Regions from separate parts of the Homo sapiens genome. Here region 2 is linked to region 1. The links are chromatin loops, found by intact Hi-C in ENCODE. Cell type or tissue: heart right ventricle. All regions are shown on one strand.

Region 1 (8,000 bases):
AAAAATCTGATGACTATGTCTTGGGGATGGTTGTCTTGTGTTATATCTCACAGGGATTCTTTACATTTCCTGAATTTAAATATTGGCCTCTCTAGGAAGATTGGGATACTTTTTATGAAAGATATCTTGAAGTACGTTTTTCAAGTTGCTTGCTTTCTCTCCCTCTCTTTCAGGGACACAAATTAGTTTTAGATCTGGTCTCTTTACATAATCCCACATTTCTCAGATGTCTTGTTCATCCTTCTTTTATCTCTTTTTCTTTTGTCTGACTGAGTTATTTCAAAGAACCATTCTTCAACCTCTGTAATTCTTTCCTCAGCTTAGTGATTCTGCTGTTAATACTTACTATTATATTCTCAAAGTCTTGAAGTGAGTTTTTCAGCTCTGTCAGATCAGTTTTATTCTTTCTGAAAATGGCCATCTCATCTTTTATCTCCTGTATTATTTTATTGTATTTCTTAGAATCCTTGTGTTGGGTTTTCACTTTATCCTAATTTCAATGATCTTCTTTGATATCCATATTCTGAATTCTATTTTGATCACGTCAGCCATTCAGCCTGGTTAAGAACCATTGCTGGGGAACCCATACAGTCATTTAGAGGTAAAAAGACACTCTGGTTTTTTGAGTTGCCAGTGTTTTTGTGCTGGTTCTTTTTCATCTGTGTGGGCTGATGTTCCTTCAATCTTTGAAGTTGCTTTCCCTTCAGTGTTTTTGTTTTGGGGTGTGTGTGTGTGTGTGTGTGTGTCTGTTTGCTTTTATCTTCTTTGATACCCTTGGGTTTGATTGTGATCTAAGGTGGCTTTGTTTCTGAAAGGTTTTAGAGGGCCAAGGCTCAGCTCAGCACTCCTGGCTTGCATGCTGTCATTCTTGAGGGTGGGGGGCTGGTATCAGGCCCCCAAGTTTGTTATCCTGCCCCCAATTTTGTTATCTGGTTAAGAACCTGCTGCACTGGAGGGGCTGAGGTATTCCCATACCACTGGCCACAACACTCTGACAGGTAGTACCAGCCAAAGCACTTTGTCAGGGTGGTGGCAGTGGGTTCCTTGCTCCTTCATACTTGCCAGCAATAGTGGCAGGGCAGCAGGGTGAATGCTTGTCAGCTGTAGCAGGGTGCTGGCAGGCACAGGGCTGCCAGCTTCCATATGTGCATTTGTGCCACCCTCAACATATTTTTATTTTGACTAGTTTACTTATCTTTTAACACACTTGGAGCCATACTTGGTTACATGTATACTATACACATGCATGTCACACATGTTCATTTGTACGAATACATACATATTAATTACATTCTTCAATTCTTCTAAAACTTTAATGACTTTTTCTTTCTATACTATCAATCACTGAGAGTGAAATCAATATCTGCTACTATGTTTTCTGAACTTCTCATGGTAGTTCTGATCTTTTATACTTTATGTGTTTTGAAGCTGTTATGAGATGCCAACAAATTGAAAATTTCTTCTCTTCTGTGCTCTTCGTAGGAGCCACACCTCAGGAGCTAATAAAGGCTTGTGCTTGAGAAATCACTGAGTAGACAATACTAAAATAAATTGCACACAAATACCACCTGGCTTAGGCAAATCCTACTTATTTCCTGTAACTAACTAAGTGGCAAGTATGAACAAGAGAGGAAAGAAGGTAGAAACCAAGATGTCCAGTCTGTCAGTGCCCTGACTGCCATTCACTCTCAGCTGGCACTATCTGTCACAATCTTTAGTGAAACACAGTCCTCCCTGCCATGTGGTAAATATTTGTTATGCGTTTGACAGTGTTAAACTAACTATGCACTCAGAAAAGAGGCAAGGCTTTGATGCGGTGGTTTGGAGAAGTGTACTTTTATCCTACCTGGAAATCTTCCCATTATATCTGCTCAGTTTCTCAGCCACATTCTGAATAACATCAGCCATTATGTCATTGGTTATACAAGTTGCTTACTACATATACCATTCTTTATCGGTACATTCTAGGTTGTTCAGTATTTTAAAAAACATATTTACAACTTTCAGTGTAGGGAATGTGTTTATCTCTCTGGGGTGAGGCAGGCATAAATGCAAACAACATGTATTTACCAAGAGTGATATACTTATCAGTACTGAGATAAACTTGTGTACAAATTTAACCATTTTGAAAAGAAAACAACTATTCAACTGCTTTGAAAAAACATGTTTGCCAGTTCACTTTAAGGAAATCATGTTTTCATGTAAAGTGTCCATTCCAAGCTAAGGCTTGTTTACCACTTTAAAATACAGCTACACACCCACAGAGTTATCACTCTGCTACAACATTCTTTTTTTTTTTTTGAGCATCTTTCCCAGTGGGCTATGTACACAAAAGCTCTTTCCTTCACATCCATGTCTTCAGGAACCAGCATGAAATCCTGAAATGTAATAAAGCCACTGAATAAGTATTAAAGGAAAGATGATATTTAGACTACATATCACAGGAAAGATTATTTTAGAAACCTTATGATGCCTTTCTTCAAATGTCTAGAGAACATATTTGGAAATAAAGAACAGAGAACTGACTCTATGGTAGAGTTAGAACTAGTAGGGAAAGTTTCAAATAAATGATTTGTTTTTGAGTTAAGTATTTCCAATAACAAGCACAGTTCAAGAACAGGCTGTGCTAGTTCCTAAATTTTGAACTCCTTTTTTCAGTGTAAAAATGAAGACTCGTGGATATTATAAGGTGGAATTCTACTTCAGTAGCAAAACACTATAAGTGACCTTTGGAGCCTGCCTCTTAGGAGCTTTGTGGTCTTTGTACATGGAAGCAATAAAAATGTTTAAAGTTTCAAAGTCAAGGTTTTTTAATAAACAAGATCACTTTTTTCCTTCCTCAAAAGCTTTTTTTGTTATTGTTTTGGAAAGAAAACCTATTACTCTGATATATCAAAAGGCACCACATTAAAATAATATCTCTGTGATTACAGAAGATTTGCTGCCCTTTTTTTCTTTTGCTTTAAAATACAATGTCTTCTAAAGAAGAGCAAGACGTTTTGTAACTAATATACAAGCATGTTAAGTCTAAAAATGTCAAAATAGTGTATATGAGAGCAACATATTCTTAATAAAATTTCAGAGGAAGGAAAACATAACCATGTTCAACAAAAAACATACTAAGAGTCAAACATTAACAGATATTGGTGAGGTTGTGGAGAAAAAGGTATGCTTAAAAGCTGTTGGTGAGAATGTAAATTAGTTCAGTCACTGTAGAAAGTAGTTTGGAGATTTCTGAAAGAACTGAAATTGGGCTACCACTTGAAATTTGGACTACCTCCTCAATCTCACTACTGGGTATATACACAAAGGAAAATAAATCATTCTACCAAAAAGACACATGCACTTATATGTTCATTGCAGTGCTATTCACAATAGCAAAGACATGGATTGAACCCAGGTACCCATCAACGGTGAATTGGATTAATAAAATGTGGTACATATACACCATGAAATACTATGAAGTCATAAAAAAGAACAAAATCATGTTCTTTGCAGCAACATGCATGCAGCGAAAACCAGTATCCTAAGCAAATTAGTGGAGAAACAGAAAACCGAATACCACAAGTTTTCACTTATAAGTAAGAGCAAAACATTGAGCATAGATGAACATAAACATGGGAATAATAGACGCTGGGGAATACAAGAAAGGGAGGAGAGGAGAGAGGGTGTAATGGTTGGAAAAAAAAACTAATTATTTGGTAGCATGTTCACCACCTGGAGGGGCAGATTAAATTGTACTCAAAACTTCAGCACCACACAATATGCCTGCCTAAAAAACCTGCGTATGCACCCTCTGGTTCCAAAACAAAAGTTGAAAAACCAGAAATAGGTAATAAAACAAAAAAAATGAATAGGTATTATGAAAATATAGCAGGGCTTCACAGTTATGATGGTGGTATCAAGAAGAAAGTGATCTGCCTTTCTGCATAGCTAAAAATGACTGCATCCCTAAAGGCCATGATAAATATGTATGGAAGAGGAAAAAGAATGAACTAATAATTAACACTCACTAACTCTGGCATTGATGTATGTTGCATATGAAAATGTTGATCTTCGAAATGTTATCATTTCCCTTAGCAATAAGATATAAATCTTGTCAGCCATCATTTATTTTATGTATAAATGGATATAGGACCCAACATGGAATATTGCTTCAATAATAAATGCTCCATATCTTGTGTGGTTGTCCCACTCCAATGGAGCTGTCAGCCCATGCAACACATAGCCCCTATTCCAATATGAGAAGGAAATTATACTGGAGAGCCAGGCTCATCTAGCACTCACTCAGCAATGTGAATACATTGCTTCCTCATTCTCTGTGCTGCACCTAATATTATATCACTTTGCATTACTGCAGAGCCAGTGTGCAAAAACTGGTATTCTCATTAGATCTGCTTGACATCTCTCAGTCAGAAACTAGCTCCTGAGAATCTTCACATATACAAAGAATCCTATTCCTAAATGGACTGATAATAAAGAAAGGTGGCATAGAAATTGGGAAAATAGAGAAATAGAAAAATATAGTCTGTGGCTCTTAATCACAGACTCCATGCTCAAGTGTCCCCAATGATTAATTAACTTTCTGATCTAAAAATGAGTCAATGGGATTCAGGTAAATGTGGAGAAAAGAGTGAAGACTCTGCATGGATTGAAATGGGAAGCATGTTTATGTTTTCCTCCTTATAGAGACATGGCTAGAAGAACAAATGTCTCCCCCGCAAAGGCTTCCGTGTTTATTTATTGCTTGAATACTTTCTGGCAGGTACTCTGTCCAGCAGGGTGCAGGATTGAGTGAGTCAAAAATCTCTGACATTCAGGAACTCATGCAACACACCCACTCACATCCTCCTCAGTGTTCCAATTGGCTCACACAGCACAGAGCCTTGCCCTGTGGAATCCTGTAGAGGAATCCCTTCTAGTAGAGTATTTAAGGGAAGAGGCTGTTAATACAGCCATCTCCACTGTGGGGAAGGTTTTGGGGAAAGGGAAATTCCAAAAGCAGTACACACAACTCAGAAAATAATCCGACTCCGCATTCTCCCTTTCTCAAGAATGTTGGTAAACATCTCTCTTCTTCTCCATACCTCAAAAGGGCTCCATACCTGGTGGCCTTATGCCCACACAGCAAACTAAGACAAAAAAATGTCATAACATACCTTCAACAACCCCCATACATCTTCTCCTCAGAGACTGTTAATTTCTCCAGCCCTACACACAACATATTCCCAGGAACACAGGAAATGTATTGCCCATTCCTTGCCAACAGCTTGCCAATACTAGTAGTGACCATGCTAGAATATCATTTTGACCTATGAATTATTATTTTGCAGTATAAATTCTTGTCCCCACTCTGGCCTCAGAGTCCCACTTCAAGCCTGTCTGAATTTGATGGCATATTTGAACATGACCTGCCCCAGCTCTAACTTTCTTAGATGCGGCATAATGCTACATACTCATACAGCCATTGGCTCACTTACCACAGCTGGTGGGGGTAAGGGACAAATTGCCCCACTCAAGACTGGAGGAAGCTGTCAGGCTTGGACATTTGCTTTCATCACTGTGAAAATAGATATTTATTATTCCAGTGAACCTGATCCAAGGGTACTCACTCTGAGACAACAGATGACATGGAATCTTTATTCCATTCTGTGGAGAAGGCATCACTGCATCATCACTGCAAAATGCAAATATGGGGCTGAGGTCACATGCCAGTACCCACCAACTGCCTGCCGGAATATCCAAGTTTATTCTGCAGAGCAGACATTTAAGTTATTTGCACACAGGGTGCTATACTTTGCTTTATTCTTATTAAGAAAAGTACCATGTTATGTTAGGTAATCTAGAGGCCCAGTACATGAGGATTATGTGGGTTTTCAATACTCTAGAGAGGTTTGTTACAACTCTTCCTGCAAGGCAAGAATCATACCAATGACTAACTAGCTTTCCTCTACCTGGAAGAAGGCCCATGTAAAGTTCTATGAATAAATGAATGAATGAATGGATGAGTGAATACAGGGAAGACGGTTAGCACCCATTCCAAGGAAGTGTATGTCATTAGAAGACTTCCTATACACTTAAAAAATATTCGGTCTCCAATTCGGCCATAATTTCCCGGTCATGCAATTGCAAATGCATCTTTTCATGCACATTTGCCTTTACTTTGCTTTGCTTAATCTTCCATTCTCTTATTCACAAGGACTCAGGAAGTCTGCATGTCTCAAAGAAATAAGTGCTCCCTGATCTCACTGTAGCCAGTTCTTGGTTCCATTTCACCGAGAAAGTTACAGCCCAAAGAATATGTGGAAACCTTAAGCCTTTTTATTCCAATTCAAGAAAATCATGAATACTCTGATTTGTGGACAAGGTTGGGAGAGACTGAGAAAACTATTAACTCACTATTTCAACTTGTCTTTTCTGGATCTCAGGCCTCTAGGTTCCAAACTACAACTAACCCCGGGACCCATCTAGTGAATATCACACTTGCTGGGCCTCTTGTGTGTACTACTCAAGCCCTCTCCCCAAAGCCTCTCCCAGATGCACAAGGGTATTTGTCCTTAGACCACACTCTTGAGGCCAAGATTAAGAGATGTTCTTACAGCTGGCCTGGGCATCTTAGAACTCTTTCTGAAGAGACCTTATCAGTTATCTCTACTGGGGGGAGTTGGAGATTTGAAACCAGAAGCCAGGAACAATTCAGCAGAAAGCTCACCTGTGAGCACCTCCTGCCACACTCAGCATGCAGGGTTACCTGCTGTCATTCAGAACAAGAGTACTAGCTTGGGGCATTCCAAGAGACGTTCTGGTCCCAGACCTAGGTAAAGAGTCTGGTCCTCTTCAAGGCAATGAAAGAAACCTCTATGTCCATGAAGGAATGATGTGATATGATGTGCTTTCATTACTACCAGAACTGGATGGTGCTGAGGACCACAGTTTGCAAGCCAGTTCTACTTCCCAGCAGCTGTGTGTCTTTGGGAAACTTCTTTAACTACACTATGCTTTTGTTTGCCATTTGTTACATGGGAAGAAGAATAATATCTACCCCTATAGGACTGTTGTGAGGCTTTATGTTCATAAATATCTGGACAATCTTAACCTGCTTCCTGGCACATAGTGTTTATTGTGCATTGTCTGTTATAATAACTTTGCAAATATCTTTGCCAAAACAGTCTTTCTTCTGATAAGACAATTTTTAGAAGGTGAATATTTCTGAGTTTGCTCCCAAATTCTGAGAGGGAGAAATATCTTCTTTTGGATTAACAGTCTCTTACATATGCTGATGTGTGATTTTACTATCCCTGAAAATTATTTTGTACAGAGAAGTGTAATTAGAGCTTTATTTTTGTTTTATACAATTAGTATTCCAGTTGCTAAAGGCACAAAAGGCTAGATATTTATTAATATGTAACATTCAATTTATAAAATATTCTATTTATAAATCTTGCACATTTTAGTAATCACTTCAAATGAGCATTTCAATATTTGATTCCATTTACAAAATTTGTTAGTCACCTTTAAAATCTTTTTATACTTAATTTCATGTTTAGTTTCTAGCTTATGTATTTGAATTTTGTAGCCAAAAATATTCTTCTCAAGAGCTTAAATGTTTTAAATTTAATAAATTTAACTTATAGTTTTTATTTTATATGGTTTATACTTTATGTTTACTTAAATGTATCTTATACTCAAAGTTTAATTATATAACTCAGTACTATACATTAATAATTAGCTTACAACTCACAGATCTAAACTGATTATTCAATACATATTTTAAAATTGTATTTGATAGGGTTTCTAAATTCTTTTAAACATCACGATTTTATAAAATGCTAACTAACATCCAGTTCTTTCTGATCTGAAGAGATCTTAACTGATTTTGATTCTTTTAAATTCATCTATTCTTAATTGTATATGTTTTCATTTTTAAAAGAGAAGGATCCAGTTACAAAAGTAACAACAATCTAGTTAATTGCATTTAATTAAAAGTAAAAAATTGTGAC
Region 2 (8,000 bases), 300 kb after region 1:
GCCCGCGCCCTGCGCTCATGTATGTAGGTTTGGCGCCGGTCTTCAGGGCTGAGGGTGCATGCTGGGTGTCCCCGCGCGGCCGGACGCGCTCCAGCTGGGTTCAGCCGCTCAGCTGCTCCGGAGGAACCCCCTCCCCCGCCCAAGTTTGTGAATATGGGCGCTTCGCCCAGTGTTGAGGTCGGCAGGGACCGGGCAGGGGGTCAGCAGGGCCGGGCACGTCCGGAGCCCTCAGGGAGGAGGGCTGAGGGGGAGGGGACAGACGCACCGGAGTGCGCAGAGTGGGGGCGTTCGGGGAGTGAGGCGGAGAGAGGCTGGATTGCCGGTGTCCTGCGGCGTCTCGGGCTCTCCCAGCCCCTTTGGGCGGCAGAAACTTTGGAATCCAGAAAGGCTGGCCGGGATCCAGCGAGTAGGAGGGTCTCGCGCCCACTCTGCGCCCTGGGGCCCCAGCCTCCCGCACTGCACACCTTGGTGCTGCCCGGGCGCTTCTGCTCCGCAGCCAGGACACTACAAGACTGAGCGCTGCGGCCGGCGACCTGGCTCCCAAGGCTCGGAGGGGCGGGCCGGCAGAGGAGCTGAAGCCCCGGGAATCCCCGACCCGGCCCTCTGGCAAGGGGCCGAGGGCATCCTTTCATGCAGCGGGGCTTAGAGAGCGGGGAGGGGGCGTCTGCTCCCGAGACGGGAGTCTTTTAAGAAGTTGTTAGAAATGAATCGTGGAGTCCTAGGAGAAGCTTTGTTTAACCTCCCCGCATTTTCCCAGCACAACCCCCTAAAGCAAATGAGGAAGAGTTTCCCTCTTATCTTCCTGTACATTCGTCCGTCTCTAACTCCACTGCTGAATTCTCCATTTAATAACCTTCGGGAAATGTGGCCAGGACCTAGGGAGGGACACCCTGGGTGCCTGAATTACGTGGTTCAAGGCAGAGCTTTGCAGGGGGGCGCGGGCCTGGCTCGCTGCGTTCCCTGGGCTCCGCAAGCCGCCCTTGGCCATCTCCAACACTAATCACGACTACATCAGAAACACGCCGGCCGGTGTCGTTCTTGGATTTCGCTTCCAATGTATCGCTCCACAGTTTGTGATGTCTAAGAACCCCGGCCGTGCACCGACGCTGGGCATGCTGCCCCCGCCCCCGTCGCCCAGCTCGTTAATCTAGAGCTATGCCGGAGCCCGGGTGGGGGCCGCGGCGGGCCGGGGCGCGCGCGGGCCGCGGGGCTCAGTTGTGCTGCTGTTCTCTCCGCAGGGACGGCGGCTCCCGGCTGGCGGCGGCGCGCCCCCGGGCTGTGAATGCGACTCGCCCCTCGGCCGCGCTCCCCGCCCGCCCGCCCGCCGGGACGTGGTAGGGGATGCCCAGCTCCACTGCGATGGCAGTTGGCGCGCTCTCCAGTTCCCTCCTGGTCACCTGCTGCCTGATGGTGGCTCTGTGCAGTCCGAGCATCCCGCTGGAGAAGCTGGCCCAGGCACCAGAGCAGCCGGGCCAGGAGAAGCGTGAGCACGCCTCTCGGGACGGCCCGGGGCGGGTGAACGAGCTCGGGCGCCCGGCGAGGGACGAGGGCGGCAGCGGCCGGGACTGGAAGAGCAAGAGCGGCCGTGGGCTCGCCGGCCGTGAGCCGTGGAGCAAGCTGAAGCAGGCCTGGGTCTCCCAGGGCGGGGGCGCCAAGGCCGGGGATCTGCAGGTCCGGCCCCGCGGGGACACCCCGCAGGCGGAAGCCCTGGCCGCAGCCGCCCAGGACGCGATTGGCCCGGAACTCGCGCCCACGCCCGAGCCACCCGAGGAGTACGTGTACCCGGACTACCGTGGCAAGGGCTGCGTGGACGAGAGCGGCTTCGTGTACGCGATCGGGGAGAAGTTCGCGCCGGGCCCCTCGGCCTGCCCGTGCCTGTGCACCGAGGAGGGGCCGCTGTGCGCGCAGCCCGAGTGCCCGAGGCTGCACCCGCGCTGCATCCACGTCGACACGAGCCAGTGCTGCCCGCAGTGCAAGGAGAGGAAGAACTACTGCGAGTTCCGGGGCAAGACCTATCAGACTTTGGAGGAGTTCGTGGTAAGATGCGAACGCCCGCCGGGCGACTTTGCACCTTCCAGGAAGGGGTGGAACAGCTTTGGTTCTGTGGTCCCCCACTTTGAAGAAGAGGTGCTCTCTGGTTCTGAGAGGTGGAGAGCACTGTGCTCACGTCCCTTTGACATGACCTCTCTTTTTCAGGGCAGAGGTAATCCTTCCCAGAGCACTGTGGCCAATCCATAGGGATTCCTTCGGTGTTCACTTTAAAAGGGCTTCATGAGGATGAAGCCTATGGCACTGAAGGGAAGGATCCCAACAGGTATCGGAGGGACTTTCAACATTAATGTACTGCTCCTAATTTGGGAATGTTGTCGGTGAAATTCTTAACCTGCTTTCAAACACAGGGTAATTTACGGTACCATTTGGGATATATTCTTCAACTAATAGCTAATTAAGGGAGACTATTCATATAAAAAGCCATTTCCCTAGATTATGTGTTTAGGGTATCATGCAAATGTTCTAAAAATTAAAAGAAAAAGAAAATATTTGCTCACTGGGTGCCAAATCATAGTGGATGGTGAAACCAACAAGTGCAGTTAATGGTTAAAAATTGTTTTGTTTCAGATGAGTAGTAGTAATGTTAATAATACCGGCCATCTCTCTAATGCCTACTGTGCGTCAGGATCCCGCTGGTTTTCATGTACGTTAGTTAAATCTCATCCCATGCTAGGAGGTGGATTATTATCCATTGTCTCCATGTTATGGAGAAGAGGAAACAGACACAGAATATTTAAATAATGTGTTGAAGGCAGAACAGCTATTAAGAAACAGATTCATATGTCAAACTAAGCAGTTCTACTCCATAGCTTAGGTTTTTAACCCTTATACTCTACTTGAACCAAAAGCCCAGCTCCACTGGGGCTTTAGTTTGGGTGAAGGTGCTGCACAGCATGCATGCACAGGCTCTAGGTAAAATCTCTGCCAGTGGGCTAGGGGCCTGAGAGAGACCTGCACAGGTGTTCAGTTATTCCAAACACCTCAAGGTAGGTTCAACCTATGGCCTGCCTGGACTTAGCCCATTGACTTACCAGGCCATAGCTGTCCTTTTCCCACCTGCAGAGGGCGTTATGGAACGTGCAGCTACTAAAGCAAAGGTTTAGGGAGGAATTCTGCTGGAATACCCCTCCTGGAATTAGCCTGTGAGATCTGCTAATTCCCAGGATGTGAAGCCCATGTAATTACTGACTTGTGGCAATGAATTATCAAGTGTTATATAAGTACAAAGCCAGGAAGGACAGATCTATATATAGTGTACAAAGTATGGAAAGAGTGCTGGAATTTAGAGTCAGGAAACATGGTTATTCATTCTGGCTTTACCACTAACCAGCTGCAGGACTGGAACAAAAGACATATGCCCTCTGGGTTTCTTTTCTCTTATCTGTAAGATAAGGGGCCAGCTTTCCCTAGGCTCATGTAGCAAAATATAACTCCAGGCATACATTGCTTAAGTACTCACATTTGACTGCAGCCCTTTGGAGAAAGACAACTGGGATGAGCAACTCATATGAACCACGCCCAGGCCATGCAAAATTAACTAAATCAGAAACCCTGCCCTCAAAATGCTTCCTGCCTACGGGAGGGTCTGGTAGATATCTCTCCAGGTGTTTTGGGTGCAGAACAAAAGTTCACAGGCAAATGTGTCCAGGTAAAGGAACCTGTGGGTGCTAGAAGAGCTCAGAGGAGGGGCCTTCCATTTTGGCCTGGAGCAGGGTCATAGAACACTAGAACAATTCTCTTAAGTTTTGAATTGGTAACATCATCGGCTCTTCTAAAGTCAAAGATAAGCAGTTGGTTTTTAATTAATTCCTTTTGTTGTTTGCACTATTTATAGTTTCATAGTAATTTTCTGGAATTGTCCTTAGAAGTAAACTGAGGAATTAGTAGCACTTTGATCTAGTAAGCCCAAATACTTCAGTGTCCACTTACCTACCTGAGATCACAGGTAAAGGAAATAATTCAAACTTCTGTCTTAACAATTCATGCTAAATGCTAGCAGCCATGAAGCTGCTTTTGTCTATGGAGGAGAGGGATCTCTCATTTAATTTCCTCTTTGCTACCTGTTTGGTAGTCCATAGGTAGAATGTGTTTTCAAACTCTGAGGATGGGAGATGATATTGACAAAAGGGAAATTGGAAAGATTACAATCTTAGGAAGAATTAAAATACCAGTAAAGCTATTTTTGGAATATTAAGTGCATCTTCCATCTTCAAATGACGTTTCATTCTAAACTTTCATCATTTATTACCAGATGCTGGGATGCACACATGCTTGAACGTTGCAAAGTTGTTACATATTTTTAATTATATGCTTGTTCTTACAATATGTCAACTACATAAAGATTTTATAGTGTTAGAGCATGTTTGCTCATTTTTGTTAGTATCGGGAACATTTCTAGGCATTCTGCTAATTTATCGTGGCCTTGTGCAAGCCATTTATTGTCTCCATTTTTGTTTCCTTCAATGTACAAAAGAGAAAGCAATGCTTTTTTTGAAGAATGTTGAAAATATGAATGTAGAATGGTATAGGGTTAGTTGTGAGTCCACGGGCTTTGTGGGTTGCAGTAATGGAGATTTGTCATGATGCTGAGTACCAGGGCACAGAAATTGTTAACATGCCTGCTCTGGGTATTCTGGGTTTCAGAGAGAGATTGTAGTCTGTAATGTGCATAGCACAAAGTACATGGAAAATGAAAAAGGAAAGCATTCTGTCTGAAGTGCTTTGCACTTCTCTGAAGAAAATGTGATTCAAATGGAGATTGTGGTACAGTCGGGTCATGCCTGGAACACTGTTTACTTTAGCAAGGAAGGAAGTGAAAGTGAGATTATTTGGGCCTCAGTCCCTGCAAGATGCATAGATCCTTTAACAGTCTGTTCTCTGCTTCCAGAGAGGGAGAGAGAGAGAGAGAGAGAGACAGAGACAGAGAGAGAGGGGAAATTACTAGTTATTGATGGAGGCTTGACCCTCTTTGAGCAGTAGATTAACTCCAGAGCCTGGCTGTGCTTGTGATGTGCAGGGTATTTGGCTCCGGCAGGAGTGCGGTTTCTCCCTGTCTTCATAGGCTTCTCTTTCTTTGGGCATGTTTTGTTGCTGCTTTCTCTACTCAGTTTTCTGCATATTCTAAACTTGTTTTTTCCCTTCTTTCTGTACTCTTTTACCCCATTAAAACTTCCTCTCTTTACAGCCTGTTTGATCTCAGTTAGATACTTGTGAAAGATCTCACTGACTCCACAAAATACCATTAAGCTGCTAATAATAATGAGAGTAATGTGTTCATTCCTCCAGGGATGGTTGTAATTTAATTTGTACATCCAAATAAAAACATAGTTAATAGTAGAATTTTCTCCACTGCCTCTCAAATGATACCAAGTGTCTTTTTTTCTTTAACTTATACCAGCAGGCATCCAACTTTGAATAAGGAAACTTGTCTATTGGCTTATTTTTTTTTTTCAGTAAAGGAATGATATTTTTAACTGTTTTCTGCTTCCTACAGTACATTAGTCTGCTAGGGCTGCCAGAGCAAAGTAACACAGACTGGGTAATTTAAACAGAAATTTGTTGTCTTGGAATAAATCTGGAAATCCAAGATTTTCAGACTTCCACATTTCCAAGTAATCTGGAAGTCCAAGATCAAGGTGTCAGCAGGGCTGGTTTCTTCCGAGGCCTCTCTCCTTGGCTTGCAGATGTCCATCTTCTTCCTGTGTTTTCTCATGGTGTTCCCTCTGCATCTGTCTGTGTCCACATCTCCTCTTCTTATAAGGACACACTCATATTGGATTGGGGCCTGACTTCATTTTAACTTAATTACCTCGTTAAAGACCTGTCTCCAGACAGTCATATTCTTAGCTACTGGCGTGAGGACTTCAAAATTTGAATTGTAGAAGCACACAGGTTAGCCCAAAACATAGTGTCAATGACCAAAATTGACTTCCTAAAACAGACCTAACGAGGTAGTAACAGTGGGGTGTGTGAGGATGCATCAGCACACATGATGGGAAAACAGTGCTTATGACGAAGGCACGGAGTGAGTGGTGATGAAGTGTATGCCAATGAACATTAACTGAGGGGCTCAACTTGACCATTCTGATTCTGTGTCTATTGCATTCTGAGAGCTACTTTAGGAGTTCCTGTATTACTTATGTGAATGGATCCTTGTGTCACAGAAAACTAAAAGGTGACTAAGGGTAGGGAGAGGGGCTGTATTGAGCAGTTGTAAATTTTGCCTCAGTGGCCACATGATTTGTTCAGAAGCAAATCACATTTGAAATGTGTTAATTGAAAAAAAATCATTCTATTTTGCTCAACAAAACAAGTTGTTTTCATCATGGGAATCTTGGTCTCCTGGAGGACTGTGATGGTGGAAAGGGGAGTTTGCAAGCTTATTTCATGTTTTATAAAACCTAATGGAATTTTTGTGACTCTGAAATAGGGCCATACAGGATAACTAAATCTTCACATTTCTTTGCTTTTGGTAGGATTGATATCAGCAAAGTGTGTCAACACTGGTTATCGTAGCCGATCAGGAGCTCTGATTGGCAATTGTATAAGTCTTTGAAGAAAAAGGGAAGATGAATTATTAATAAGTGAAGCTTACTAGACTGTCTTTCAAAGCATAAGAACTGTTGAGAGAGAGATAACAGGAAGGGGTACTTGGAGGTGAAATGATTTGGGACCACTGAGTTAAACCAAATTCTCTCTGACTGCCTCCGTATCTGACTTGCCATTAACCCCACTGCAAAATCTTATTTCTAGGTTTTTATCAATTAAAAAAATTTGAACATGAAATTTGGAATCAAAACCTTCATCTAAATAGATCTCTATATCAATTATGAGAAAGTGCCAGCAAAGAGAAAGCTACGGTTATTCACACTTTTCAGTCTAATGGTATTTATATTCTTTTGGCTGATGTTACTTAACTGAAAACAATGCTATTATTATCCACCTTCACTAAGTAAAATGAGTCAATCTGTGTTCTTTTCTGCAAGTCAGGCTAATGCATGTACTGTTGCTGTCTCTGAGTTTGTTTTGGTTCTGAGTAAGATTTTGTAAATTCTCTACTTCTCATTTTCTACCCTTGTGTCTAAAGCCATTTAAACAGTGACTTTTTTTTTTAAAGAGGGAGTCATATGCCATATCTAGACTCTTTAGATGTGTTCCTAACTCAGGTGGGGGAAACACAGCTTTAAAAACTGCTTATTTGCATGTTCCATACAATATCTGATGTGAAGTATGATAGAATTAACACCATAATCTTTTACAGTGGGCAGAAGGGAATCAATATTTATCTAGTGCCAATATTTTTTATATATTGGCTTTTCTGGAGTAATTTACACAACAGACTGAGTTGGTGGTATTTTCTTTATTTTTAAAGGAGAGAAAACTAAGGTCCGAAAAAGTTAAATAGCTTGATCAAGGTCATAGAGCTAGTAAATGGTGAAGACAGGATTTGAATCCTAGCGTGTTGGACTCTGAAGATCGTGCATAGTGTCTTCGTGACCATATGGTGATGAAGTGGCATTTTGCGTGTGGTGGAGAACATTTCAGGTACCCGGAAAAAGGAAAAGTTATACAAGCCCAGAGTGCCTTGCTTATATGTATGTCCAATAAATGCTTGATCCACTTGGCTAAGCATTTATTTACATGGATTTGTCATATTTGACTTGGCCATCTGATGAACAAAATAATGTCTGTGTCCTTCAAAGGATGAAGTCTTGAGTCGTAATGGGACTAAAAGCACTTAGTCCCAGGATTTCCCTGAGAGCAAGGGGGAATGAGTCCAGGGGGCAGTGAAAAGAAGACTAGATCCCAAGAGGCAGGTAGGACTCCAGGGATTATCAGACCCATGTGGGGCAACAGGTGGCCCAAGAGGAAGATCTGGTTCTAGGAGGTATTCTATTTGGCTCATGGCATATAAAACATTTGTTTACTAGTGCCTGTATTTGACAAGC

Evidence for each region. Peaks named below come from ENCODE experiments on the same cell type or tissue, not always from the same donor. Only the 100,000 strongest peaks of a DNase experiment are listed, where the experiment ranks them.
Region 2: it touches region 1 in a loop (6-fold over the local background); 10 of 110 quality-filtered maps call a loop at or near these places.

What each region holds. Positions count from the first base shown.
Region 1 is chr7:49,478,543-49,486,542 of GRCh38, forward strand. No RefSeq gene overlaps it. Among named protein-coding and RNA genes, the nearest start is that of VWC2, 290 kb to the right of the region's middle. In heart right ventricle, a CTCF peak has its summit at 4,774; no DNase peak of the experiment used is centred here.
Region 2 is chr7:49,774,095-49,782,094 of GRCh38, forward strand. VWC2 (von Willebrand factor C domain containing 2) reads left to right here. Exons shown (of 4, transcript NM_198570.5): 1 at 1-19; 2 at 1,239-2,037. The coding sequence starts at 1,342. Among named protein-coding and RNA genes, the nearest start is that of VWC2, 4.5 kb to the left of the region's middle. In heart right ventricle, a CTCF peak has its summit at 3,102 (motif pointing right); a DNase peak (open chromatin) is centred at 3,104; H3K4me3 peaks cover 3,939 bases; H3K27ac peaks cover 6,272 bases; H3K27me3 peaks cover 2,910 bases.